Linked DNA regions of Homo sapiens: region 1 is linked to region 2. Evidence: read pairs that join two places in POLR2A ChIA-PET (ENCODE). Cell type or tissue: GM12878. All regions are shown on one strand. Each heading gives the region's core, and the rest is flanking DNA. Links, peaks and the distances in the headings are about the cores only. Region 1 overlaps TNFAIP8 (TNF alpha induced protein 8). Region 2 overlaps DMXL1-DT (DMXL1 divergent transcript).

The links. Peaks named below come from ENCODE experiments on the same cell type or tissue, not always from the same donor. Only the 100,000 strongest peaks of a DNase experiment are listed, where the experiment ranks them.
Region 1: POLR2A ChIA-PET joins it to region 2 with 5 read pairs; 5 of 35 experiments call an interaction of 5 or more read pairs at or near these places.

What each region holds. Positions count from the first base shown.
Region 1 is chr5:119,386,036-119,401,250 of GRCh38, forward strand. It overlaps TNFAIP8 (TNF alpha induced protein 8), which reads left to right. Exons shown (of 2, transcript NM_014350.4): 2 at 6,781-13,653. The coding sequence ends at 7,346. Among named protein-coding and RNA genes, the nearest start is that of TNFAIP8, 38 kb to the left of the region's middle. RefSeq lists a silencer at 5,031-5,188 and enhancers at 9,002-9,051, 11,486-11,535, 11,816-11,865. In GM12878, for the core only: no CTCF peak of the experiment used is centred there; a DNase peak (open chromatin) is centred at 9,190; H3K4me3 peaks cover 349 bases; H3K27ac peaks cover 1,957 bases.
Region 2 is chr5:119,022,532-119,037,746 of GRCh38, forward strand. All of the region lies in intron 1 of DMXL1-DT (DMXL1 divergent transcript), which reads right to left. Among named protein-coding and RNA genes, the nearest start is that of DMXL1-DT, 41 kb to the right of the region's middle. RefSeq lists an enhancer at 9,311-9,360. In GM12878, for the core only: no CTCF peak of the experiment used is centred there; DNase peaks (open chromatin) are centred at 8,576 and 8,970; H3K4me3 peaks cover 991 bases; H3K27ac peaks cover 1,310 bases.

The DNA.
Region 1 (15,215 bases), core at 4,355-9,354, 360 kb after region 2:
GACTTTTATAAGTATACTATAGTTTTCCAGGACCCTGGGGAAATAAGTTGCCACAGAAAAAGAACACTAGTGCATTAAAGGTTCATACTGCAGTCTTTTTAAAAAAAATGTTTTCGGTGGAAAACATTCTAATATGTGTTACAAGGTATGTTTTTTAAGAGGATAAATTCATGACTCTCATATAAATACAAATTGCACATATTGAAGATTTTACTTAACTCATTTATTAATGAGGGAACCAGTAAGCTCTTATATTTGGTTCAAGGAGGATCTTAAGAGCAGTCAAACAAGAAAATCAGGAATCAATTGCATGCAGCTCCACTGAACACATTTTATTTGTGTCTGTATGTAGAAGAGCCATTTGCAATATTATCAGTTTTCTACAATTTACAGAGTATAAAATAGCTAAGCGAAGGACAATAAAGGGAATCTGGAAGAGTGCCTTAGACAATTCCTAATACTCCCGTCAAAAGAACCCAGTGTTTTGTTTTGTTTTGTTTTGTTTTGCGGGGGAGGAGTATTTCAAAGTCACCATTTTCTCTGACATGTCTTCTTTACTATGTTGCCTTTTAAGGTTAGCATGTATTTTTCTGGAGTATAAGAAACAGAGTGAATGACTTAGCTTGCCACTGTAATGGTGCCTGTCACTGGTTCTTAACCACTTGGGGGGATGTGCATATACCCCAAAATGTGCATTCCGTATCAGGTTAAGGACTTCAGATGTATTGATTCTCCCAAGACTATGTTCTGTGTGACAGCCTCCATCTGTGTGGCATAAGGCCAATTTTGGGATTAAGGTGCCTGGCACTTGTCTTCTCTCTCTAGTTGATAAGATTGCCTCCAGCTTGCTGCCATGGTCGTTGCTTCTGACCCTTCCAGGGCAGCCCCCTTTAGAGTTCATATCTGTGCTGCTTCTACTGGGTCTCCCTCCCTCCCTCCCTCCCTCTCTTTCCTTCCTTCCTTCCTTCTCCCTCTCTCTTTCCCTCTGTTGTTTCTTCTCTATGCTGTTGAATTTCTGACTTTGGGATTTTGAGTATGAAAGCTGGTGACACTGACACATCACTAGCTACTCCGAGCGTTCATTGCTTTTCTCTGGAGCACTGCCAAATCTCCATGTAGGGAGGTCAACTCTTCGCCTGCTGACTTCTTATGACAGGGTTCGTTGTTTGTTCTGGCCACTTTCTTATCACCAAAGCTGACTTTTTACTAAGTCCCATTAGATTTAGAATTATTTAGATACAAGAGAGCTAAGGTTTTATATATTTATTTAAAGAACTTTTATTAACAGACAACAGCCAGACATGCTTTCCAAATTATTATCTTTTCTATCCTTCCTAATATTGGAAACCTGGATCGAGTTTTAACTAGGCAAGAATTTGCAATGTATGTACATCTGTTGTCATCACTGTTAAAGAGTCCCAAGTATAATAGATTTGAGGGGAAAAAATTATGTATTTACTGGTAAGACTGTAAAGAAAATGATTTGAGTACTTTATTAGAAAATTCTCAGTGGGAGTAGTTATGTTATGGGGCATTTTTGTTAATTTTCATAAAACTAAGTATTAATAACAAAGGACTTTTTTTTCCTTCTGAGCATATTTTTTCTTGAATATTTGGGTCAGTATATTTTAACCATATTTATCTCTAACTTTATAATTTTGATGCTAAAGCCAGAATTCCCTAAATATCACTTTGCCTTACAGCAAATGTTGCTGAAATGGCCAAGGGAGGAGATACAGAGACAGAGAGGGAGGGAGGTAAGATAAGTAATGTAAAATAACATTTACACCCTATTTCTAGAAAATAATCTTAAACAGTTTTAATGTGGTGGTAATGCTTTGTATTTTTTTTTAAATACAGCATTATTCTTCATTAATGAACAATTTACATGTCTGTTTCCAAACACAAGTGAATTGATCTTAAGAGGCAAAAAACTGAATGAATATTTTCAGCACTTTCTCCTTGGGGAACATCTCCTGTTTACATCTTAGTTGCTTCCCAGGACATGCCTTAGGTATCCCTCTGGCACATGTCTAAACATAGATCCAGCCAGAAGTAGAGGTGGGCCTGTGTTTAATCTCCTGCTACAGTTCAAGTCAGAACTACACCTTGCTTTTACTCTAAATATTTGCATTATTGTCCTTGGATGTTTTCCCATTATGCACAACAAATCTCTCCTCTTTAAAAGAACTGGTTGATGACAGTAAGAGAAATCATACTCTGGAGCGCACTTAGAGGGAAGAAAAACCACATGTTTAGTGAGGTAAAACAAATACCTGTTTTTCTACCTTTTAATACAACAAACAAAAACACCCACTAATGTATTTACAACTCTCGTTTTACAGGCCAACATGTTTTCATAGAAAAGTATTTGAGTATATTGTGGATGAGATAGGGGAAATTGATTGCTGCTTCTGGACCAGCCACTCTCTAGGCCTGCAAGTTGACACAGTGAACATGATACACAGAATCTTTGCTCTCAGAGTTTAAATCCTAGTAGGGAGAGGCAGACAATAAAAATGTAGGCAAATGAAGAGGATTTAAGGAACAAGGAGGTGTGATAGTTAGCAAAGAACTTACATGAAGCATCTTTTTTTTTCTTTTCTTTTCTTTTCTTTTCTGAGACAGGGCCTTGCTGTGTCGCCCAGGCTGGAGTACAGTGGCATGATTATAGCTCACTGCAGCTCTGTAGCCTTGAACTCCTGGGCTCGGGCAGTCCTCCCACCTCAGCCCCCTGAGCAAATAGGACTACATGCCCAGCTATTTTTTTTTTTTTTTGAGTTTTTTTTGTAGAGACAGGGTCTTGCTATGTTGCCCAGGCTGGTCTCAAAGTCCTGGGCTCAAGTGATCCTCCCACCTTATCCTCCTAAAGTGCTGGGATTACAGGTGTGAGCCACTGCGCCCGGCCCCATTTGCAAATTTCATTTCTTGAAACTCTGGCTGATATGTGAAAAGAGATAGAAAGGGGTTTGGACTAGGCTGCTGTCCGTGGAGATGGAGGGAAATGGATAGAATTCAGAGAAATGCAGGAGGAAGGTGGAATGGAAAGAACTTAATAATGGACTGGGTGAGGGAGAGAATGGTATGGTGGATGATCCCCAGGTCTCTGATTTGATTGAGCAAAAGGTTGGAAGGGATGCTATTAATTGAGATCATAAAGAGTGAAAGAGGAGCACTTAGTAGGGAGGCAGGAGAGAATCAAAGATCAGTTTTGCATATGGTAAATTTGAGATGCCTGCAAAATAGTCAAGGAAAGAAAAATCTTGAATGCACTTACAAAATGAGTCCAGAAAAGAGGTCAGGGCTGAGTTATGGCTATGGGAGTCATTGGCACATGGGTGGTATCTGAAGCTGTGGCAGTGGATGAGATCACACAGGGGTGAGGATAGACTGAAGGAGAAAAACTTGATCCAGGACTAGCTCTGAGATACACCAGACTTTTAAGGGATCTGGTAGAGCATGTGGAACTGACAAATGAGCCTGCACAGGAATGGCTAACAGCAGTTAATTTGCAAGAAAAAGAAACAAACTTCATGAGCACAGACCACACATCCCTGGCCAGCGACTCTCAGCCACAAGCCCCAGTTGGCTTCAAAAAAACTTTCTCTAATGCTGGAAAATAAATCTACTCATGCATGTCTTCTTGGTGGAGGGGGAGAAAGAGCTTCAGATGGTGGAGGGGAACAAGGAGCTTCAACCTCATTTAAAAAGACGACTTCACTGGAATAACCCAAAGAATAAAAGGAAAGTGTGACACAGCTGCTGTGTTTCTGGAGCGGGGTTTGAAGTTCCTCTAGGATAAATATGAAAGCCTCAGAGATCAACTTCTCTATCTTGATTCATACTTGATTACCAGTAAATGGGGAATGATCTTGCTTAGTTGGCAGTAGATTTGCCTGTTACACACTCTCTTGCAGGAAGTTGAAGTGCTGTATCATAGAGTTTTTGTTTTCCATGTTTGAAGTTAAATGGGATATTGAGATTTAATCAGAAAAGTAGCTGAGAAGAGGTGTAAACATGAAAGTCCAGTCTTGGATAAAGGAGAAATCTTATGAATACCTCTCCCTCTGGTTTCAATATTTCACAACATAAAGTATGTCCAACTGATAGACTTGTAGTAAATCCCAGGTAAGATATTTGTAGACTGTGCCATGTTCTAAAACATTAAAAAAAAACACAATAACATTTCAACTTTATATGTAATATATTACTGAAATCCTGGTTATCTGCTGAGTAGCTGAAAATGGTTGGGTATCCCTATATAAATCAAGTTTATTGATTTTTTTTGAGGTCTATATCAGGAGTTCTAAGATGAAATATGGTCCCTGGTTTTAATGTGATACTGTTAGCTACATGGATGCCATTTCTTTTGACATAAATTCTTTAGTGTGAATTAATCTTTATACTCTTTTGCAAATCATTGAAGAATAGGAATAGAAACAGATTTCTGCTTAAATGATAAAAACATAAAACATTAAATGATGGAAACTTCTCCATAAAGTTGGCTGTTTCTCACACATTTTCACTTTCCTTCTCTTTTTCAAAATATATTTTAGTTCTTCTGCAGTTTCAGTTCATGTTTCAGAAGTTTAAATTTCGACATTTGTGAGGGGACCCTTTCTTATTCAATCAAGACATTCTTTGAGTGGATGTATGGCACTGTATATTTATAAATGATGTTCAGGTCATAAGGAACCATTTTGCAGCTGCCTCTACTATATACCACGAACTACTTTGGTCCAAATTTCAAATCTAATTTGGTTCTTCTTTTCCTCAATTTTATTTAATTTTAATTTTTTCTGAGACAGGGTCTCACTTTGTTGCCCAGGCTGGAGTGCAGTAGTGCAATCACTGCTCACTGCAGCCTCAACTTCCCAGGCTCAGATTATTCTCCCACCTCCAACTCCCTAGTAACTGGGACTACAGGTGCATGCCACCACACCTGGCTAATTTTTTTTTTTTTTTTGTAGTTTTTTGTTGCAATGGGGTTTTGCTATGTTGCCCAGGCTGGTGTCAAACTCCTGGGCTCAAGTGATCCTCTCCCTACCTGGGCCTGCCAATGTGCTGGGATTTCAAGTGTGAGCCACCACACCCCGCCTTTCCCCAATTTTAAATCCAACATGGCAGTTCTGGATTAAGGGAGTCACTCTTCCTATATGTCTTCCCAGTCTGGATTTTGAAGCAGCTGCCTTTTTGCTTCCTAATGATGCTAGCCTATCCAAACTAGAAATAATCTTATATAATCATTGATGCCTTGACTCATTTGTATGTATCTGTATTTTTAAACTTTTTATCTTTCATTACCAAATGACTGCTTTCTGATACCCAGGCCTAGGCTTAAACACTGGCATATATGGAGAGAACAGTTGCCACTCGACTCAGAGATTGAGTAGACACCCAAAGAACTGCAGTTCTTAAGCCTTAGGAGAAGCGAGAGAAATGGGCCAGGTGCGGTGGCTCATGCCTGTAATCCCAGCACTTTGGGAGGCTGAGATGGGCAGATCACCTGAGGCCAGGAGTTCGAGACCAGCCTGGCCAACATGGTGAAACCCCGTCTCTACTGAAAATACACAATTAGCCGGGCATGGTGGAGGGTGCCTATAATCCCAGCTACTCTGGAGACTGAGTTGTGAGAATCACTTGAACCCGGGAGGTGGAGGTTGCAGTGAGCCAAGATCACGCCATTGCACTCCAGCCTGGGCAAAAAGAGTGAAACTCCGTCTCAAAAAAAAAAAAAAAAAAAGATTGCTACATGCATGGAGTGGGGAAAATTGTGGTAGAAGAAAAGTAAACTTGGTTTGGAGAATAAACATTTATTGAGCATTTTCACTTGACCAGCTCTAAGGTGGGAAGATTACATATAGTGTCTGTTTAATATTTAATATGTATAGCCATTATTATGTATATTGTAAACATCTGTCAGAAGTTATAATTCCAAAAGTAAACTCTAAGCAACAGCTTTTTCAAAGTATATTTTTCATGTAGCACATTTCATTAGCTCATGAAAAGGTTATTTCCCCAAAATGTGTAAAAATGTAAAGTGAACAATGGCCATTCATCAGAAATAGCAAGTGACAATGAGCTCTCCAAGGAGCACTTCTTTTCAACACTCGACTTCTGGAGGCTGAAATTCAAGGTACTTAGGACAGCCAAATTGGTAGGCACTGGCCAATGTCTTGGGAAATTTGACTTTTTGCAACCGGATTATAAAACAAGGCTTTCCTTTTGATTTGCTTAATCTGCCATTTTACTCAATATTATGGCTTTGCCATTTGTTCTTCTTCCATTTAAATGAATTTCTTTTAAATCGCTTGTGGTTGCTGTTGCCCAGATGACAGGTATAGAGTTGATTTTGTATTTTTTTTTTTGTTTTGAGACAGAGTCTCGCTGTGTCACCCAGGCTGGAGTGCAGTGGAGCAATCTCAGCTCACTGCAGCCTCCGCCTCCTGGGTTCAAGCGATTCTTCTGCCTCAGCCTCCTGAGTAGCTGGGATTATAGGTGCCCACCACCACGCCCATGTAGGCCGGGCTGGTCTCAAACTCCTGATCTCAAGTGGTCTGCCCACCTCAGTCTCCCAAAGTGTTGGGATTACAGGTGTGAGCCACTCCACCCAGCCAAAAATTCTTTTCTGAACAGAGACTAATGTCGGTAGATGTAAGACAAACCACAAATGGTGGGAAAATGAGGAAAAAAAGTGCTCCCAAATACCTGTTTTTAGTTCGCTTCACTTGCTGATATTTACTAATTGTTAATTCTTTTCCTCTCTTTTTTTTTTTTTAGTGGCCACAGATGTCTTTAATTCCAAAAACCTGGCCGTTCAGGCACAAAAGAAGATCTTGGGTAAAATGGTGTCCAAATCCATCGCCACCACCTTAATAGACGACACAAGTAGTGAGGTGCTGGATGAGCTCTACAGAGTGACCAGGGAGTACACCCAAAACAAGAAGGAGGCAGAGAAGATCATCAAGAACCTCATCAAGACAGTCATCAAGCTGGCCATTCTTTATAGGAATAATCAGTTTAATCAAGATGAGCTAGCATTGATGGAGAAATTTAAGAAGAAAGTTCATCAGCTTGCTATGACCGTGGTCAGTTTCCATCAGGTGGATTATACCTTTGACCGGAATGTGTTATCCAGGCTGTTAAATGAATGCAGAGAGATGCTGCACCAAATCATTCAGCGCCACCTCACTGCCAAGTCACATGGACGGGTTAATAATGTGTTTGATCATTTTTCAGATTGTGAATTTTTGGCTGCCTTGTATAATCCTTTTGGGAATTTTAAACCCCACTTACAAAAACTATGTGATGGTATCAACAAAATGTTGGATGAAGAGAACATATGAGCACATGAGTTAAGATTGTGACTGATCATGATTTATTTGAAGATGGAGCACTGCTGATTTATGAAGGAAAAAAGAAGAATTTTCTAAAGATTACACATATTTCAGAAAGACTTTACCCAATTCAGTTGTCAGACATAATGATTTATTTGAAGGCTTGTTTTATTTGAAGAAAAGCATATTGCCAAAAATTCTGGTTAAAAGCTTCCTAACGGGTAACAGACCATGGGAGAGATATGTGGTTGGGTAATGCAAATGTAGTTATACAAAGAAAAATACAGATGTCTCCAGACCTGAGGACTTTTTAATAGGGCAGTTGTTGTGTTGGTGGCACATTGGATATTTCTAACATGTACAAAGCTATGTATTTTGATTTACTTTCATTTCTTGCTATGTATATGTACTTTTCTTAAAATGCCAAGAACTTTCTCTTGCTATCATTGCTCCTTTTGAAACAATTCAATTTTCATGTCTACAGCTGACTGTTTTGTTAAGATTGAGTCATCGACATTCAGGATTTAAGTCTGAGGTAGTCAACCCTCAGGAAAAAAAAAATGGCTTATCTGAAATCAGTACTGTGGAAATGAACTATATTAGCTATTATGAATAATGTCCAGTATAAGAATATGCTTCTGGAATTGAGTTCTCCTTTTAAGTACCAATGATACTTAAATTTCTCAGAAATGTAATGGTGTGTCATTGCCTTGAAATGCTTGCTTAGGGCTTCTTTTATGTTATCTTAAAAAGTGCTGGTGAATTTTCCATTTTTTACATCCATTTCACATGTAAGAGACAAAAAAGTCTAGATTGGTCTTGATATTGAGATAATAAAAAGTAAGTAGCATTAAGAAAGGTAACAATCTTCATTCTACAGATGAACTCATTGAAACAATTTAGGGGAATGAGGGGCAAAAGGGGAGAAATACTGCTAAAGAACATGAGCATAAAAATGCGTGCGTTTCAGTGTTTAAGAAGGCTTGATAAAGAATGTCACTTTTTTATTTAACTGATAAGATTTTTGTTATTTTTTACTTTGATAAGTAAACCAAAGAATATTTGTATTTCAAGCAGTTTGTGTGGTGTTTCTATATAATTTTCTGTGTATAAATAATAAAGTAGGCATTTGTTTATTTTGTAAAAAAGAAATGAAAATCTGCTGGCCAGCTATGTCCTCTAGGAAATGACAGACCCAACCACCAGCAATAAACATTTCCATTGTCACTGTGTCTATGATTTTTTTTTTTTTTTTTTTGAGTCTCGCTCTGTTGTTTAGGCTAGAATGCAGTGGCATGATTTTGGCTCACTGCAACCTCTGCCTCCCAGGTTCAAGTGATTCTCCTGCCTCTGCCTCCCAAGTAGCTGGGATTACAGGCATGCACCACCACACCCAGCTAATTTTTGTATTTTTAGTCGAGATGGGGTTTCACCATGTTGCCCAGGCTGGTCTTGAACTCCTGACTTCAAATGATCTGCCTGCCTCGGCCTCCGAAAGTGTTGGGATTACAGGTGTGAGCCACTGTGCCTATGATTTAGTGTACTCTCTTGCCTTAAATTTGCCTGCCTCCCAGAATATTGACATTAAAATAATAGTTTACCAGGAAAGGTTCCACAACTAAAAATTCCAGAAGTTGAGATCTGCTCTAACCCATTTCAGCCTAGAGAGGGTGGTCAGTTTCTCTGACACCCTCATTTGCTTGGCTAAGACAAGCAGCAAAGGTGTAGAGTTTCTTCCTGTTTGATATTAAATCCTGACACTAAGATTTGAACTGAAAGTATCATTCTCACTTCCTAGAGCCAGTAGGTGATCAGTATATGCTGTAACAATAACACAGTGACTACAGAAATGACCCTTCTAGCTTCATAACTTGCTAAGTGGCTTATAAATGGAATTCAGCAGCCTTCCTTGACCAGCTGTTTTCCTCACATGTGAAGGCTGAGAATGTGATGGGGGGTGTGAGCTACTGACTGGATGTGTTCTGTTCTCCAGATCTCAAACAGCAGAGGTATGGGAAACGAAAGCCCTGGGCAGTCCATGGATGCTTCTTGCTCATCTGTAGCTATAGACAGGACCAACCAGAGAGAGAAAACGTACGGAGGGAGAAATCTGGATCTCTCTGGACACACTGGATCATAGGGTTGTGCCAGCAGGCTAGCAATCAAATGTGCATGGGATTGGGGGAGCAATGCTTCATCTCCCACAGAGGGAAGGCAGTGAGGAGTAGACCGAAGGAGGGAATCCTGTTTGCTACCATTTCTCAGCATTTTCTGGAGGGGACCCATCTCCTTACCAGTGCTGTGCCTGAAAAGCATGTCTTGGATCAGGTCCAAAGTCGTGATTAGCAAGTTCATTTCTAATACAATAGGACTCCCCTTGAGCATTTAGGGTGGCAAGGAGCGTGGGAGCTGGGAAGAATCCCCACGTGCTTAGGGTAGATAAATCTGAGCCGAGTTAATACTAATTTGGGGATCCTATGAACCTTTTTATAAAATAGTATCTGTTCACGTTTTGAAAAAAATTGTGTTGTAATTGATTTTATTTTGTGCTGGTGGCTTCTCTGCAAAAATTATGAGTGGATATGATAAGTGGATGATAATACTAATGGACAACTAACGCAGAGTAGTTTGTATTATGTGTCGGGCACATTAACTCATTTAATTCTGCCACAATCTTCACCATCTTATAGATAAGGAAACTAGGGGAATAGAAGTTAAGGAATTTCCTGAGGTCACATGTGCTCGAGGTGTCCCAGCCGGAATATGTATAAAATCTTATTTTCACTTAAAGATGATATGGCTAAAGGCAGTGCTAGGAACATCTTTGGCTCAGAGAAGCGTGGGCAGTATGCTGCTGAAATGGTTCCTCATATAGTGACATTTTAGGCAGTACCTAAGTCAGCACAGGTCTGGCCTGTTCTCTAAAGATCTGTGTAGATGTTGTACAAAGACATTTTTCAAAGTTTTCAACATGACTCCTACTTTGGGGGCATCTTGTGGCTCAGTTTTCTGTCTCGTGGAACTTCACTTCTAGGTGCTCACAATGACTTTTAACGTTGACTTCTGAGGTGCAGTGAGCTGCTCCCCCACAGCTGTCCCTAGCAGTGGTGGGTTCAGAGCATGACAAGGCACTCAATGTGCATTCACCAAGAGAAGCAAGGAAGCAGCAGTTCAGTACTGTGCTCCCTAGAGTAGGCACGGCATCAGTTTCAAACTTCAACATTATTTTCCAGATTTGGAGGCTCAAAATATTTGAGCAAGTTAAGTTAAGAAATAGCCTTTTTCTGATTATTAGGCCTTTCATATACAACTCAAAATTAGTTTAAGAGTAAAGCATGGGGTGGGTGCGGTGGCTTATGCTTGTAAGCCCAGAACTTTGGGAGGCGGAGGTGGGAGGATCACTTGAGGTGAGGAGTTCGAGACCAGCCTGGCCAACGTGGTGAAACCCCACTGCTACTAAAAATACACAAGATTAGCCAGATGTGGTGGCAGGCACCTGTAATCCCAGCTACTTGGGAGGCTAAGGCAGGAGAATCGCTGGAACCTGGGAGGCAGAGGTTGCAGTGAGCTGAGATTGTACCACTGCACTGCAGCCTGGGCAACAAGAACGAAACCCCGTCTCAAAAAAAAAAAAAAAAAAAAAAAGCATGAGTTAAGAACTTTGATCGTACAGAAATATTGCGTTTTAAACTCTTATATAATAGTATGCCATTCACAATTATCTGGAAAGTTCTTTTTCTCCCACCATGTGAATACACACACACACACACACACACACACAATTTTTAAGCCCCCAAAGGCTTAAAATAGTACTTTTTGTGGTCTGTACCGGTCAGTTGGATTTTTACTAAGAATTTTAATTTATCCTTGAGATACTTGATGAGTGTATATAAGCAGTTGCAATTTAGCATACAAAACCTGACAAATGGTAAATAAAAGAATATGTTTATCCAAATGATGAAATATTTGTAGTAAAAAGTGCTATTCAATTGCCAGGAAATTAAAATACTCCAGTAAAATGAATTAAATTAGCATGTTAATAAGAGTGATAATATTTAAAAGTTTTAGTCAATCTTGCATTTCCATACTTGCATTATCTAAACTAGTTGAACTTTTCAGTGTTTTACTTGATATATTGCATTCTTGAGCATTAGGCTTCTAGGTGATTTGTTAAACTCATAGCAGGTTTTAGTACACAGTGCTGTTTATGACAGAAAAAATTTTATCCTACCTCTGAAATAATTGTACTTTCTGTGATTCAGATAAAAACTTTATAGAAACTCCCTAATGAAAATATTGAAGCATTAACCAGAAAATGAGTCAGCTTTTTGTTTCCAAAATGATGCAACAGGAAAACCTTTAACTACTTATAATCCCGTATAGTCACCATCACCACGAAGTATTGAAAATCTGTTTTCTCTTTTACTAAGTGTCTGCACGGTCACTTATGTATACCCAAAGCCAGAAAGATATTTTTATCTCAGGGAAATTCCAGAAATGGAAACATTTTTGTGTAATATTGATTCATTTCTGTCTCACCAAAGATGTGTTTTCCACGTAGCAAAGAACATCAGCCCCACGTTATAGGGAACAAGCGAGTCCCAAATCGTACCATCTGCTGAGCACTGAGAAAGGATATGGACAAGTCAGTCAGCATTCACAATTAAGAGAAAAACATCTGTGCTTTGGAAAATGTTCTTCAAGGATAGAGAATTGTGCCCTATGTCCACCAAATTTGCATGAGATCTTTATAAGATTAGACAGCCAGTGGATAAGGCCCCTTATCTTTCTTCATGGATGGCTGAGGAAATTCTCCGCCTTCCCTGACATCAGCTGCATAACTGTATTTCTGCCTCGTGGAAATAAAGTAGATGATCAGGCACTTGCGGTTTGTTCTTAATACAAGAAAGACAATTTGATTTTTAAAAGTTTTGATTTGTAGAATAATGTAAGACAATATGTTTCTTTCTACTTTGGTTTTTCCATTCAAAAGCTTACAGATGAATTCATTCGTTTAAAACTGCCAGGCTGAGTGCGGTGGCTCATGCCTGTAATCCCAACACTTCGGGAGACTGAGGTGGGCGGATCACCTGAGGTCCAGAGTTCAAGACCAGCCTGACCAACATGGTGAAACCCCATCTCTACTAAAAATACAAAATTAGCCGGGTGCAGTGCCACATGCCTGTAATCCCAGCTACTTGGGAGGCTGAGGCAGGAGAACCACTTGAACCCAGGAGGCAGAGGTTGCAGTGAGCCAAGATTACACCACTGCACTCCAGCCTGGGCAACAAGAGTGAGACTTTGTCTCAAAAAAAAAAAAAGAAACTCTGTCTCGAAGTAAATAAATAAATTTTTAAAAACCAACCTGATGTGAAGTTGAAACACAAGACGCGGAAATAAAAACTCAGAGTATAAATATCTATATTGTTACCATTATCTGGGATAATTGATGATTTATAAGAAGCTGAGGTTTCGTCTTCCTAGAAATGGACTTTTATTAGGCCAGCAAGAATGACCACTTAGCCATTTAAATGATTTGTCAGCATCTTTTGCTGCTCTCTTCTAAGACCATTGGTTTTCACTAAAGGATAAATACCTGCTAAGCAAATTATAAAATACTATAAGACATTTAATCTCCTGGAAGAGGACTTGCTGATAATTGGATCAAAGTTCCAGCATTATTGCTCTTTTCGAATCATATGGACTTAGTGTTCTCATGACCGAGGAGTCACATTTTTAGCTTGCTAAAATATTCACTGGAGAACATGGTGAAATCCACGAGTGGAAACGTTCCATGGTATTTTCAAACGCCACGTGTCAGGAATTTGGCATGCCTTCCTCTGGGAGAGGCACTGGAGTGTGGCCAGATGGAACCCAGCAGGGTACAGAGGGCATTTGTGGGAGCAGTTAGGAAACCAGGACGTCCAGCTTCTGCCTGCCAGGGAGCTCGCTCATGTTGTCTCTGAAATTTGCATAAGAGCAATTACCTCATATTCTAATTTTAAAGATACAATTTTTAAAGACATGGAAGGCTCTGAGACCTCCTGAAGGCTATTCCTATGTGAGGTATTGTTTACGGGTGGCCTTTCACTATTTCCAAATCAGCGATGAAAAGAAGACTGAGTCTAAAATAAATGAAGCAACAGACTTCAGCAGCCTGAGAGAATTTTGTTCAATTCCAGTCTCCTTAAAAAAAAATCGGTTTTTGCTTTCAATTTAGGAAAATTGTTTTGGGTTGCATTGTTGAAAGTAATGATTTCTAGCAGCTACTTATGTATAATCTCTTAACCAATTAAATTCTGAATCTCTTAAATCACTTGATTATTCATGCTGGTTTTAGTTATCCACTGCTGTATTATAAGCCACCCCAAAATTTAGTGGTTTAAAACAACAACCATTTTGTTCCCGCTCACAATTCTGTGCGTTGAATGTGCTCACCTGGGCAGTTCTCTGATTTGGGGTCTATCATGTGGTTGTGGTCAGATCATGGCTGGGACTGGAGTCTTACAAAGATTTGGCTGGGACACCTGGATGACTGGGCCTCTCCTCTCCCCATGGTCTCTACTTACTACTTACTAAGAGCACCCCAAATTGCAAGAGCAGAAGTTTCCAGGCATTCTTAAGGCTGATGCCCAGAACAGGCACAATATCATTTCTGCCTCATTCTACTGGTCAAATCAAATCACAGGCTGTATTGGGGTCACCAAGACACCCTCAGGTTTGATGATTCTCTAGAAGGACTCAGAAATCTCAGAAAAGCTATTGTACTCATAGTTATGGTTTATTATAGCAAAAGGATACAGATGAAAATCAGCAAAGGAAGAAGGCACATAGGGCAGAGGCCAGGAGAGACGAAGGTGCAAGCTTCCAGCTGTCCTCGACCAGTAGAATTTTATAGACAGCACAAAATTTTCCTAGCAATGATGTGTGACAACATGTACAAAATATTGCCAACCAGGGAAGCTCACCCCAGCCTTGGGAGTCCAGGGTTGTTAATGAGGCATGGAGCACTCACATGACTAACCTTAGTTACTCAGGCTCCAGCCCCTCCAGAAGTCAAACTGAAACAGGGAGGCCCAGAGCTCCAGGTGAATATCATAAATCACATTGTTAGCATAAACAATGTGTCATGGCTCAAGCCCTAGGCATACAAAGGCACTCTTATCAAGCACTATATTCCAAGGGCTTGGAGACTGTCTCCCAAGATCTAGTCAAGGGCCAGTCCTTTCTTTGGAATTTGCAGGGTTCGAACTTCCCAATCTTGCTGAGTTAATCCTTTACTGCACACAGGCTCAACCTGGGTTTAGTACAGGAGGAACTACACAAGGGCATGAATTCTGGGATGCATGGCTCTTTGAGGCCATCTTCGAAGACTAGATGCCATATGATTGTTTCCCACCCTCTTGGCTCCAGCAAAAACAGAATTCTTGGGGAGTCTGGAGTTCTTCACATAATAGTTTGTTTTTAATTGGAAACAAATATATAAAATAAGGGTGGACTAACCTGAATGTAGTTAATAACTACATTCCTGTCCATGTGAACATGTGAGTCCTGACAAGTTAATCTACGTAATTCAAGAAATGATGATTAAACAGCTACTATGTGCCTAACGCCAGGCTGTACCCTGGAACTATGCAGTAACACCTAGTTCTTTACTGACTGGTGGGGACACTTACAATGCACAGGTAACTTAATACCGAACGGGGCTTCCCACGATGCAGATGAACCTAAGAAAGGCTTTTTTAGCCCAGCATAGGCTTTCTGATGTAACAATTTTCAAACAGTGTTTTGAGCTTTAAACTGATATTTTAAAAGCAATAAGCTCAAAGTAGCGGCCGATTTCTTTTTCAAAATCAGTGGCAAGTATGTGTGCTGGGG
Region 2 (15,215 bases), core at 4,067-9,066:
AATCCCAGCACTTTGGGAGGTCTAGTGGGAGGATTGCTTGGAGCCAGGAATTCGAGACCAGCCAGGGCAACAAAGCAAGACTGTAACTCTACAAAAAGAATTTTTTTAATTAGCCAGGCATGGTGGAGCACACGTGTGGTCCCATCTACTCAGGAGGCTGAGGAAGGATGATTCCTTGAGCTCCTGAGTTCCCAGGAGTTCAAGGTTACAGTGAGCTATGATCATACCACTGCACTCCAGGCTGGGTCACAAAGTAAGACCCCATCTCTGGGAAAAAAAAAAAAAAAAAAAGAGGAAGGGAGGAGGAAAGGCAGGGGAGCAGGAAAGCAAGTTAACAATTTATTGAGCATGTACACATGTGTACTTGATCCTTTTATAGATATCATTTCATTTAATGCTCACACCTTACTAAAGGTCACAGGGGCTCAAAGCAACAAAGTTGGAACGTATGTGAAGCCAAATATGTGACTCACAAGTCCATGCTCTTTTGATAACACCACAACTCTCTCAAAGGTGATTTATTTTAATCTGTGCAGCAAACTTTTACATAAGAGGTAACTCAACAGTACTTCACATGAGGAATAGATAAATTTAACTTTGAAAACAATCCTGTGAGGTACAGTTGGCCCTCCTTATCTATAAGTTTCACATCCACAGAGTCAACCAAACATAGATCAAAAATAGTTTTTAAAATGAAAAATAATACAAATGTTAAAATATATATATAGAACAACTATTTACATAGCATTTACATTGTATTATGGATTATAAGTAACCTAGAGATGATTTAAAGTATACAGGAAGATGTGCATAGGTTATATGCAAATACTATGCCATTTTATATGAGGGACTTAAGCATCAGTGGCTTTTGGCATCTAAAGGAGTCCTGGAACCAATCCTTCCCCTGATATGAGGGAAGACTGTATTGTGTTTTCCATTTTCACAGATGAGGAAACTAAAGGTCACAAAAGTAAAACATCATGCTGACAGCCAAGGGCTCTTGCAAACATCTGCAGTATCACTGGGTGTGTATGCCACAGGCAGAAGGGTTACCCCATTCTCTGGGCATCTTGCAAAGAGGTGAGCTAAGTAGGGCCAGGGTGCAGCTGGATGCATAACAGGGCTGTGCTTAAAGAGAGGAATCCACCCCTGTTCCTCTCCCCTTTATAGGGCAAGATGAAAGTGGAATTATGAACAAGGGACATAAAGTCTGGTCTGGGACACTAAATGGTCTGAATTTGGGTGCCAGTCATCTGGCAACACTGCTTATTAGTTCCTATGGAAAGTTGATTTTGGTCACAGCTCTGCCCACTGGGAGAAAAGGAGCAACAGTTACCAAGACAAGTTGTTTCAGACATAGCCACTTTCACTGGCAAAAGGAGAGGAGGCCCCAGCTTCAGCTAGTTCATCCAAACAACCTAGAGAGAACTTCTAGTGTCAAGAAGTCTTTAATCATTCATCAAAAATAGTGACAGAGCCAGGACTTGAATCCAGGTTTCGTTATCTCAGAATCCAGGTAGGAGCTATAAAGCTATTCCTTCATAAGTGAGGGACAACAGCCAAATCCAATAGCTATAGCAAATTTGAGGTTGTTTCACATGACTTTAGATTTCAGTTGTTCAAATGGCAGGTGAGTGTCAAACAAGGAAATGGTTCCAAGAGAATGATTCAATCATAACACCCCAGACACGGCTAGGGACATGAAAAGGAAGAACTGGGAGGAAAAGGGTACCTCAGAGATTAACAAAGGAATCACTCAATTGTCTTATTTATTTATTTGCTTACTTTATTTTTACTTTAAGTTCTGGGATACATGAGCTAAACGTGCAAGTTTGTTACATAGGTATACATGTGCCATGGTGGTTTGCGGCACCTATCAACCTGTCATCTAGGTTTTAAGCCCCCCATACATTAGGTATTTTTCCTAATGGTCTCCCTCCCCTTTCCCCTCACCCCCTGACAGGCCCCGGTGTGTGATATTCCCCTCCCTGTGTCCATGTGTTCTCATTGTTCAACTCCCACTTATGAGTGAGAACATGTGGTGTTTGGTTTTCTGTTCCTGTGTTAGTCTGCTGAGGATGATGGTTTCCAGCTTCATCCATGTCCCTGCAAAGGACATGAACTCATTCTTTTTTATGGCTGCATAGTATTCCATGGTGTATATGTGCCCCATTTTCTTTATCCAGTCTATCATTGATGGGCATTTGGGTTGGTTCTAAGTCTTTGCTATTGTGAACAGTGCTACAATAAACATATGTGTGCATGTGTCTTTATAGTAGAATGATTTATAATCCTTTGGGTATATACTCAGTAATGGTATTGCTGAGTCAAATGGTATTTCTGGTTCTAGATCTTTGAGGAATTGCCACACTGTCTTCCACAATGGTTGAACTAATTTACACTCCCACCAACAGTGTCTTCTTTTGAAAAGTGTCTGTTCATATCCTTTGCCCACTTTTTGATGGAATTGTTTGTTTTTTTCTTGTAAATTTGTTTAAGTTCCTTTTAGACTCTGGATATTAGATCTTTGTCTGATGGATAGATTGCAAAAATGCTCTCCCAATCTGTAGGTTGTCTGTTCACTGTGGTGATAGTTTATCTTGCTGAGAAGAAGCTCTTTAGTTTAATTACATACCAGTTGTCAATTTTGGCTTTTGTTGCAATTGCTTTTGGTGTTTTAGTCGTAAAGTCTTTGCCCATGCTGATGTCCTGAATGGTACTGCCTAGGTTTTCTTCTAGGGTTTTTATGGTTTTAGGTTTTAAGTCTTTAATCTATTTTAAGTTAATTTTTGTATAAGGTGTAAGGAAGGGGTCCAGTTTCTGTTTTCTGCATATGGCTAGCCAGTTTTCCCAATACCATTTATTACATAGGGAATCCTTTCCCTATTGCTTGTTTTTGTCAGGTTTGTCAAAGACCAGATGGTTGTAGGTGTGTGGTGTCACTTCTGAGGCCTCTGTTCTGTTCCATTGGTCTATATATCTGTTTTAGTACCAGTACCATACTGTTTTGGTTACTGTAGCCTTGTAGTATAGTTTGAAGTCAGGTAGTGTGATCCCTCCAGCTTTGTTCTTTTTGCTTAGGATTGTCTTGGCTATATGGCCTCTTTTTCAGTTCCATATGAAATTTAAAGTAGTTTTTTCTAGTTCTATGAAGAAAGTCAATGGTAGCTTGATGGGAATAGCATTGAATCTATAAATTACTTTCGGCAGTATGGCCATTTTCACAATATTGATTCTTCCTATCCATGAGCATGGAATGTTTTTCCATTTGTTTGTGTCCTCTCTTATTTCCTTGAGCAGTGGTTTGTAGTTCTCCTTGAAGAGGTCCTCCACATCCCTTGTAAGTTGTATTCCTTATTTTCTTTGCAGCAATTGTGAATGGGAGTTCATTCATGATATGACTCTCTGTTTGTCTATTATTGGAGTATAGGAATGCTTGTGATTTTTGCACATTGATTTTGTATCCCAAGACTTTGCTGAAGTTGTTTATCAGCCTAAGGAGTTTTGGGGCTGAGATGATGGGGTTTTGTAAATATACAATCATGTCATCTGCAAACAGAGACAATTTGACTTCCCCTCTTCCTATTTGAATACACTTTATTTCTTTCTCTGGCTTGATTGCCCTGGCCAGAACTTCCAATACTATGTTGAATAGGAGAGGTGAGAGAGGGCATCCTTGTCTTGTGACAGTTTTCAAATGCTTCTAGCTTTTGCCTATTCAGTATGATGTTGGCTATGGGTTTTCGTAAATAGCTCTTACTATTTTGAGATATGTTCCATCAATACCAGTTTGTTGAGAGTTTTAGCATGAAAGGGTGTTGAATTTTATCAAAGGCCTTTTCTGTATCTATTGAGAAAATCATGTGGATTTTGTGACTGGTTCTGTTTATGTGATAGATTACGTTTATTGATTTGAGTATGCTGAACCAGCCTTGTATTTTAGGGATGAAGCCAACTTGATTGTGGTGGATAAGCTTTTTGATGTGCTGCTGTATTTGGTTTGCCAGTATTTTATTGAGGATTTTCGCATTGATGTTCATCAAGGATATTGGCCTGAAATGTTCTTTTTTTTGTTGTGTCTCTGCCAGGTTTTGGAATCAGGATGATGCTGGCCTCATAAAATAAGTTAGGGAGGAGTTCATCTTTTTCTATTGTTTGAAATAGTTTCAGAAGGAATGGTACCAGCTCCTCTTTGTACCTCTGGTGGAATTTGGCTGTGAATCTGTCTAGTCCTGGGCTTTTTTTGGGGGGTAAGCTATTAATTACTGCCTCAATTTCAGAATTTGTTATTGGTTTATTCAGGGATTCAACTTCTTCCTGGTTTAGGAAATCACTCAATTTTCAACCTTTTCAGTTAAACTCATTTTTTGAATTAAAAGACAACTTCATAAATAACTGTACTCACTGTTCTTCACCAAAAGTCTCTTTATGAAGAAAATTTCTATATAAACAAATATAAGAGCTCAAAGAGCATTTCTACTCTACAAGGCTTGGATCTCTCTCACTCATTTATGTCATTTTTGCTTTTAAAATAAAGTTGACTGTATATAAGAAGTCTTATTGTGAATACTCTTGTAAATACCTACTCCATAATTTTTTTTTAATTTCCAATACTTTTGCAAATATCTATCCCACAATTTTTTTTTTTTTTTTTTTTTGAGACAGAGTCCCTCTCTGTCACCCAGGCTGGAGTGCAGTGGCGCCATCTCAGCTCACTGAAACCTCTGCCTCCCAGGTTCAAGCGATTATCCTGCCTTAGCCTCCCTAATAGCTGGGATTATAGGCACCTGCCACCATGCCCAGCTAATTTTTGTATTTTTTGTACAGACGGGGTTTCATCATGTTAGGCAGGCTGGTCTTGAACTCCTGACCTCAGGTGATCCACCTGCCTTGGCCTCCCAAAGTGCTGAGATTTCAAGTGTGAGCCACTGCACCTGGCCTTCAATTAATTTTGAAATCATAACTGAGCTCTTAAATACAGATTTCTTTATACTAGGCTCACAGAGTTCTATGACTATTATATTAGTGTTTTACCTCTGTATAGATTTGGAGCAAAGACTTGCATTGTTTTTTCTTTGAAAGGTTGAGAGGTGTTTTGTTATGTCTTGTGAAGAACTGTTCTTACTAAACTGGTACTGATCTAAGAATGCTCCTGTTTTTATTCCTTTCCATCCCTAAATTGAACCAAAGATGACAGGAAATCAAGCTTTTTCAATTCATTTCTTTATTCACAAACGGCTCATTTGATGAAATAATATTACCTCCTTTTTGCATGAGATCAAAACCAGGGCCTTAGTGTTCATTTATTCCTACATTTGCTCCTTGGAGGCATGGATCTGTGAATCAAATGACACATTGCTAGTGTTTATGAATCACAAAGGCCATTTAAAAACAGAACATTCACCCTGTATGTAGATTTATTTTTTCTCTCCCTTCTTCTATTTTCTCACCGCTTTCTTTCTTGCTTTCTTTCATTTTTTTCTTCTTTTAGCTGTACACACTATAATTTAACTCATAAACAAAACTAATATTAATACAGTTATGTTTTATGATAAGTTGAAATAATTGAGTATTAAAATATGATCATAAGAAAGTTTTGCTTCCTAGATTTGTACTATATTTTACAGTCTAGATATATCTTAGTATATTGCTAATGTAATATTATGTTTTGAATATTTGTAGTTTTTACAAGACCATTTGTATATTTGTAGTTGTTACAAGACCATTTCTTGGTACTTGGGATCAGTAGGTTAGTGAGTCGGGGGTGTGACTTACACAGTGTTTCCCCAGAAGCATATACTGAGACAAGAATTTGAATACAGGTAGTTTACTTCAGAATTAAATCCCAGAAGCACCAGTAGAGGAATAGAGAAGTGATCCAGGGAAGGGAAAAAAGAAAATCAATAATGTTACCTTCATAAGGCAGATTACAGTTGTGGACAATTGAGGCTCGATTCTGTTGATAACTCGGGCAGACGGGTAGAAGTTGTAGTTGAGTGATCAGTGGGATCACATGGAGAGCCACGGCTCTCCATGAGGGAGAAGAGAGATACAAATATGGAATGAGGGAGAATAAGAAAGATCCTGTGGTATTTGAATGGAATTATTGACATCTGTATGAACTCAACATTTTTTAAAAGCGTGTGTGTGAATGTGTGTGTATACGTACACTTACATGTGCACAGAGCATAACTAGTGGGAGTTTGAGGGTTTTGTCAACATTTGGGTCAAAGTTTTAAAGGAAGGAGCCTATCTCTGAAGGAGACAACGTAAGTGGCAGTGACCTGAAACAACGAGAAATCCCCAAAGGGGAAACCTAGACGTAAAAAGTTTTCTCCTCCTTTTTGGACAATATACTTTAAGAGGTCTTCTCTGCACTGAACAGGAAATACTTTGCATTTTTATTTAATGAGGAGATCACTTGAAAAATAATTTTATTTTCTTTTTTCTTCTTTTTATTTTAATACCACTATACTAATGAGAAAGAAATCACTTTTTTCTTAATCAGTTCAAGAAAGTAGGGTAACATTTGCCATAAAATAAGCTTGTCTTCACTTTCATAAAATAAACATAAGTGAATAAGTTTGCAAACTTAATATTTGATTTTTTTTTTTTTTTAAAGAGGGTTGTAGGAAGAGGAGGTATAGCATTAAGTAAAAGATTTAGGCCAGGTGCAATGGCCCACACCTACAATCCCGTGCTCTGAGAGGCCAAAACAGAAGGATCACTCGAAGCCAGGAGTTCAAGACCAGCCTGGGCAAAACAGCAAGACCCATCTCTACAAAAAATAAATTCGCTGGGCATGGTGATATGCACCTATAATTCTAGCTACTTGGGAGGCTGAGGCAGGAGGATCACTTGAGTCCAGGAGTTCAGCTATGATCTATGATTGCACCACTGCACCCCAGCCTGAGTGACAGAGTGAGTCCACATCTGTTAATAAATAAATCAATTAATTAATTAAAAGATTTGAGTCAGGCATGGTGATTCATGCCTATAATCCCAGCACTTTGGGAGGCTGAGATGGGTGGATCACTTGAGGTCAGGAGTTTGAGACCAACCTGGCCAACATGGTGAAATCCTGTCTCTACTAAAAATACAAAAATTTGCTGGGCATGGTGTTGTGCGCCTGTAATCACAGCTACTCAGGAGGCTGAGACAGGAGAATCACTTGAACCCAGAAGGCGGAGGTTGCAGTGAGCCGAGATGGTGACACTGCAATCCAGCCTCGGCAAGAAAGCAAGACTCCATCTCAAAAAAAAAAAAAAAAAGAAGTGATTCTTTTTAAAAAAAACACACAATGTGGATATCTGATTCTAATAGTGGCAGACAAAGTGATATAGTTTGACTGTGTCCCCCACATTTCATGTGTTGAAAACTTAACTCCCAATGCAATAGTGTTGGGAGGTGGGGCCTAATGAGAGGTGTTTAGGTCACGAGTTTGTCAAAAGATGCTAGAGAAAATTATCTCTAAATATGTTGAGTCTACTTGGAAATAGAAATAAGGATTATAGGCCGGGTGCCTGTAATCCCAGCACTTTGGGAGGCCGAGGTGGGCGGATCACGAAGTCAGGAGATCGAGACCATCCTGGCTAACACGGTGAAACCCCGTCTCTACTAAAAGTACAAAAAATTAGCCGGGGGTGGTGGCGGGCGCCTGTGGTCACAACTACTTGGGAGGCTGAGGCAGGAGAATGGCGCGAACCCAGGAGGCGGAGCTTGCAGTGAGCCGAGATCAAGCCACTGCACTCCAGCCTGGCAACAGTGCAAGACTCCGTCTCAAAAAAAAAAAAGAAAAAAGAAAAGAAATAAGGATTATAATCTGGAATGCATGACATGGCAAATCACCAGAGCATTCAGTGAAGAAAGGGTAAGGAGAGCCTTTATTAGCAAAAAATATTTACATGAGCTGCTTAGAAATGGCTCATTGGTCATGGAGTTTCTAAGCCAGAGTTGCTGTTAGTTCATTGATAGAAATGCCATTACTGGGCAAATGTTTTTCCAAGAACAGCTCAACTTAATCACTGCAGTCTTAAAGAATGTCTTGTGATAAATCTTTTGCGTTTTTTTGTTTGTTTGTTTGTTTTTTTGAGATGGAGTCTCACTCTGTCGCCCAGGCTGGATACAGTAGCGCTGTAGTGAGCTCACTGCAACCTTCACCTCCTGGGTTCGAGTAATTCTCTTGCCTCAGCCTCCTGAGTAGCTAGGATTACAGGCACATGCCACCACACCTGGCTAATTTTTGTATTTTTAGTAGAGATGAGGTTTCACCACATTGACCAGGCTGGTCTCAAACTCCTGACCTCAAGTGATCAGCCCGCCTCAGCCTCCCAAAGTGCTGGGATTATAAGCGTGAGCCACCGTGCCCGGCCATCTTGTGATAAATCTTATCAAAGGGTGTATGAAAGAAGTGAAAGGATTTTTAGAAAGTTCTTGGAACAGTTCTTATCTCAGATATGTAAGTATGAGCCTCCTCTCCTTCAGGACTTGCTGTCCCTATTTTGCCCTGTGGAGACACAGAGCTAAACCATATCATTCCACCCATGGCCTCTCCCAAATCTCATGTCATTCTCACATTTCAACACACAATCATGCCTTCCCAAAAGTCCCCAAAAGAAAAAAAATAAAGAAAATCATTGCCAGTCCCTTGAGCAGATGATATAACTCATACCAATACTTGTATAGAAGAAGCATATTCTGAGTATTCAAAATTGAATCAGACTCAGAGGTAAAAAGATATAGCCTCAAAAAATGTGGCATACCTAAAATATCCGTGAATCTTCTTACTCATTTAAATAAACTAAATTTGAATTTCAAATTCACTGACTTTTCCTATTACTATGATGTGAGACAGGAAGCGTCCTTCAAGATTTATACTTTTTAAAAAATAAATGACTACACTATTTTTCAACAGGACGAATGCTACAGGAAATGAGCATACAAAATAAGAAACAGAAAGTGGAGGCGGTTAGCAATGGCTTTAATTTGGCTCCTTACTTTCACACAAAAACACCTGCAGAGAGCTTCAAATGCTATGCATGTGCTGATGATTCTCAAATTTACAACTTCTGAAAAAGTCTTTTTTCTGACACCCCCACATCCTCCTGTTCATTCTTCAGATCTCAGCCTAAAAAAGGTCAATTCCCAGAGAATCCCTTTCCTGAGATCCAAGACTAGGTCAGTTTTAAGACAGGGGTTTTCAATCCTTTTGACCTTGATCTACCATAAGAAATATATTTCATATCATGATCTGGTGCACACATATGCAAATATGCATTCTTAAACAAATGATTATCTCTATCTGCCAGTCACTATTATAAACCACTAGGGATACAAAGTGAATAAAACGTATAAAAACTTTGCTTTAATGGAGTTTACATTCTAGTAATTCTGTTTCTGCCTTTGCCTTCCTTAAAACTATTCTCAATCCTGCAGCCAAAGTGATCCTATTAAAACATAAATCAGACGTCACTCTTTTCCTCAATGCCATCCAATGGCTTCCCATCTCACTCAGAGTCAAAACCAAGGCCCTGCCTACTACAAATCACGTAGCCTTACATGATCTGCCCCACTGACCATGACTCACCCTCTTTCCTCGTCACCTGCTAGTCCTCCCATTCACTCCCCTTCAGTCATATTGGCCTTGCTTCTCTTCAGACGGGCCAGCCACACTCAGGGCCTTTGCACTGACTATTCCTTCTGCCTGGAATGTTCCTCCTCCAAGTATCCATATGGCTAACTCCCTCAATTCTTTGAGATCTTTAACCACAAGGCGCTTTCCCAAATAAGTCTTCTCTGGCTACCCTTTTTAAAATTTTAACCCCCACCCTTCACATTTTATATACTCCCCTTCCTTGCCTTTTTTCAGCTTCTTGTCATCTTATAACATATTCTATATTTTACTAATTTATCTTGTTTATTTTCTATCTTTCCTCTTGAAAGCATACTCTATAAGCCCCTGGATTTATATATTCATTCACTGACAACGTAAGCAGAAATAAAAGTTTCACAAAAGAATACTTATCCTTATTATCTGTGATTTACTAGGATGTTTTATTATTTAGTTTGTTAAAAATACTGGTCTTAAGCCACTAGATAGATTTCATGACCCACTCATAGATCATGATCCACAGTTTACACTGTCTTAATGTAAGCTTTCATTGTATCTGACAAATTGTTTCATAGCACATCACAACTGTGTGTGTGTGTGTGTGTGTGTGTGTGTGTTTATTCCCTACCCTACTGTGGGTCCTATGCAGAGCTGAGAAGTCAGGGCTGCCTTACTCACCGCTACGTTTCCAGCACAGAGCATAGTACCATAACAAGTCCAAGTCATGTGCACACAGAAGTTAAAAGGGAGCAGAAACTATAAGCAGAAGTTAGCCACCAGGAAGACAATGAACAGAAACACAGAGGGAAATAGAAACTGACCCATGAAAGAGAGAGATAGAGCTGTAGTTCCAGTTCGCAGTCCATAAGTTTCTTTACCCCCCATTATTTTAGACTGAGTTTTTGTTTTTTGGAACTTATACTATATTAATAGCATATGAATTAAACATCTTGATCAATCAGAGCAAACAATCCAAAAACTTCTGTAAAATAAATATCAATAGTTTCTAAATTTTAGGAAAGTGATATTGGGTAAATGGAAGGATTAATTTTGTAGTCTGGAGATGGGGAAGGCAGAAAACCATGTTTGCTTCTGTAGCTTCCATGTCCCTGTACCACCTAGCCAACTTGCTTTGCTCTGCTGCTTAGCTCTGCCACACAAAAGGGCTCCTGCCTGGCCCCTTGCCCTACAGGACGAAAGATAACCTACGGTGTTTTAGGAAGATGCTTTCAAAGGTAAATGGAACTCACAGGAGTGATCTCTCTCGGTGTCCTCTCTTCTAGGAGGCTTAGGTAAAATAGGTCTGATCCTCATTCAGGGAAGTGTCTAGGTTAGTAATGCAGGCCAGCTTAAGTTTAGGTATTTGGACTTGCTCTTTTCCAGTCTAGCACATTTCTCTCTACCTCATTTTACATAAGAGTTGTAGGCCAGCACGGTGGCTCACGCTTGTAATCCCAGCACTTTGGGAGGCTGAGGTGGGCGGATCACAAGATCAGGAGTTCGACCAGCCTGGCCAATATGGTGAAACCCTGTTTCTACTAAAAATACAAAAATTAGCTGGGTGTGGTGGCGGGTGCTGGTAGTCCCAGCTACTCAGGAGACTGAGGCAGGAGAATCGCTTGAACCCAGGAGGCAGAGGTTGCAGTGAGCCGAGATGGCGCCACTGCACTCCAGCCTGGGCGACTGAGCGAGACTCTGTCTCAAAAAAAAAAAAAAAAAAAAAAAAGAATTGTAAAATCTGAGATTCAAATTTGACCATTTAGATGGTCCAATCTAACTCACTAGATTCTGTATTGGAGATGGGAGACAAAACCTCACATAGAAATAGTGTTCCTATGAATATGTTGTTTTTTGTTTCTCATATATATAAATATATGTATATGAAACCACACACACATATACAGGAATATATATTTTTGGTATTATTTTACATCCATTAATTATTTCACTTTCAAAAATTTCCTTAGTAGTGGCAGACTTATCCATAAAGCTAACAAACCTTAAGCTTCAGTGCTTTGCATTGTTTGGGCCCCTTCTAAGAAATGAATGTAATTTTGTCTATCATTTTGAAGAGAGCCTCTCAAACTGTATAATCTTCATGCGCCATAAAGTCTGGATCTAACTATACCTTCAGGAATGTTATCGGTTGTATTGGCTGAGTAGGGTTAAAGGTTTCAGGAACTCAGGTTTGACCAGCAGCCCTAGCTTTCATAAGGAAAAAAAAGAGACAATATAATAATAATATATAGGCCAACAACAGAGAAGTCCACTCATTTAATGCTTACTATATTTAAAAACCTTCAAATCTGCAAGGCTATACGTTTCTTTCTGAAAGCAAAAATTGGGGTATAATGTAGGGTTGCTATTTATCCCATCAATTAGAAACTTTTGGTGGCAGGATGGAAAAAAAAATCCTTGCCTTTCTCAGGAATGGAACTATTCTGTTCAAGTTTGCTTCTGGCCACTGCATCTCCAAAGCCTCTGCAGCATATGTGCAGTGAGCAGCCCAGAAGAAGGCTGAGTACAGTGTATGAGACTGCATCATTGCATATAAATTGACTTGAATGATAATTCCAGAGTCTCCCAAGGCGGGCAGATTACCTGAGTTCAGGAGTTCGAGACCAGCCTGACCAACATGGAGAAACCCCATCTCTACTAAAAATACAAAATTAGCTGGGTGTGGTAGTGCATGCCTGTAATCCCAGCTACTCAGGAGACTGAGGCAGGAGAATCGCTTGAAACCTGGGAGGCAGAGGTTGCAGTGAGCCGAGATCGCGCCATTGCACTCCAGCCTAGGTAACGGAGCACGACTCTGTCTCAAAAAAGAAAAAAAGAAAATAGTACTTCACCTCTGTGGTATTCTCCCAAAATCGTATAGCTTCAGTACAATCATGAGAAAACAATCAGAGAAACCTCCGTAGAGTGATATGCTACAAAATACTTTACCAGTACTCCTCAAAATTGTCAAAATCATCAAAAACAGAAAATATCTGAGAAAGTGTCATAGGCAAGAGGAGCCTAAGGACACATAATAACTAAATGTAATGTGATATGCTTAATGAAATCCTGGGACAGAAAAAGCATATCAAGTCCAAGAAATATAAATAAACCATGGACATTAGTAAAGAACAATGTATCAATATTGGTTCATTAATTTTAACAAATATACCTTTTTGTTTTTGGTTTTTTTTTTTTGAGACAGAGTTTTGCTCTTGTTGCCCAGGCTGGAGTGCAATGGCACGATCTCGGTTTACCACAACCTCCGCCTCCCGGGTTCAAGTGATTCTCCTGCCTCAGCCTCCCGAGTAGCTGGGGTTACAGGCATGCACCACCACACCCGGATAATTTTGTGTTTTTAGTAGAGACGGGGTTTCTCCATGTTGGTCAGGCTGGTCTTGAACCCTCAACCTCAGGTGATCCACCTGCCTCGGCCTCCCAAAGTGCTGGGATTACAGGCGTGAGCCACTGCAACCGGCCTACAAATATACCATATTAATGAATGTGAATAATAGAGAAAGTGGTATGGGGTATATGGGAATACTGTACTATCTTCTCAATTTTTCTGTAAATCTATAAGTGTTCTTTAAAAAGTCTATCATTTTTAAAAAGTTTTCAGTTATTCTAATAAAAGCATATCATTTCCACATTAAATCATACTTTCTGTTAGTTGAAGTCATTTTAGGAGGCTAATATTTCTGAATCTTTAAAAATTTATGCTACTGATAGGCTTAATTCTACTTTAAAGTGAAATAGGCAACTGATTTAATTAATCTAACTTATGGTATGCTTTGGATATTGTGTGGATTTTTTTAATTAGCAAAAAAACTAAATTAAATTCAACAAGAAATCCTTCTTTCAATTTATTTTATTTAACACAATGACCAGAAACCTACAGAAGCTATAAAATTTCTTAACGAAACATTTCATATGGGAGGAAAAGTTTTTATCCCCTACATAAAAAGGTTATTACAGAATTGATCTATACCAAAATTAAAACATTTTTGAAGTTTTATAAAACTACATGTTAACATAAGACTCTCCAACCTTGTAATTTTCTAGCACCTTTTATCTGTGCAGTCAGGCATTTCACAGCACCTTATGATACATTTATAGTGACTTTTCCTAAATGGGAGAAGCAGATGAGTCAAATGACTTATACTAGATTCTCCATGAGTCAGAGGTACGACTGTTCCAATGAGTCATTACCTATCAGTTCTAAAGTAATTGTCAGGAGAATCATTTAAACATAAACCCCAGAAATCATAGAAGGAAAGAACATTTTAAAACATAGCTATTTTCCTACTAGTTTTTAACAATAACTTGTTTGAGAATAAATTTAGAAGGATTCAAATACCTAAAGACATTGTTAAAATGCAATGCAAAGACATAGATTTTTGTTTGCTTGTTTGTTTTGAAACGGAGTCTCACTCTGTCACCCAGGTTGGCGTACAGTGGCATGATCTCGGCTCACTGCAACCTCTGCCTCCCAGGTTCCAGCTATTCTCGTGCCTCAGTCTCCCAAGTAGCTGGGACTACAGGCGCATGCCACCACGCCCCGCTAATTTTTGTATTTTTAGTAGAGAAAGGGTTTTGCCATATTGGCCAGGCTGGTCTCAAACTCCTGACTTCAGGTGATTCGCCCACCTTGGCCTCCCAAGATATACTGATATCTGTTGCATTTATGATAGCCTACATAGGAAGTACATTAGACAAATGAATAGTTTTCTTTTTTCCTTTTTTTTTTTTTTTTTTTTTGAGACGGAGTCTTATTCTGTCGCCCAGGCTGGAGTGCAGTGGCATGATCTCGGCTCACTGCAACCTCCGCCTCCCATGTTCAAGCGATTGTCCTGCCTCAACCTCCTGAGTAGGTGGGATTACAGATGCCCGCCACCACGCCCAGCTGATTTTTGCATTTTTAGCAAAGACGGGGTTTCACCATGTTGGCCAGGCTGGTCACAAACTCCTGACCTCAGGTGATCTGCACGCCTCAGCCTCCCAAAGTGCTGGGATTACAGGCGTGAGCCACTACGCCCGGTGACAAGTCAATAGTTTTCTACTAATTCCGTCATTACTATCTGGTATCCTGGCTTGTAAGATAACCACCTTATAAGTAATCTAACAAATAACACTGTGGCAGAAAATATAATTATAAAATTATTAGATGTTATAAAACAAGAACATCTGATCACAGAGTTTTTGCTACTTTGTCCTTTAGTGATAAAGTTTCTTACGAAAACACATACCAGAAATAAAGCACTAATATTTTGTATACAAGTCTAAACTTTTATAATAATTAGTTCTCACATAGACTAAAAAATAGGTTGGGCCCAGATACCCTTGTTTTCAAATTATGAAATGTAAGATTGTGCTAGTAAGAGACGTATTTCAGACAACCCATTTAAAGCAGTGTGGTTTTAAAAAGTGAATAAGTAGAAAAAAACTTGATCTAAAGCCCACTGGGAAAAAGATACGTTACCATAAGAGATCCAGTAATTCTAGAACAGTATGATGTTGGCACAGGAATCTCTAACCTTGTTGGTGGAGGCCTATGAGGTCAGTAAGATTGTGTGCCAAGCAAACAGCAGATTCTAATCAAATTCCTGGT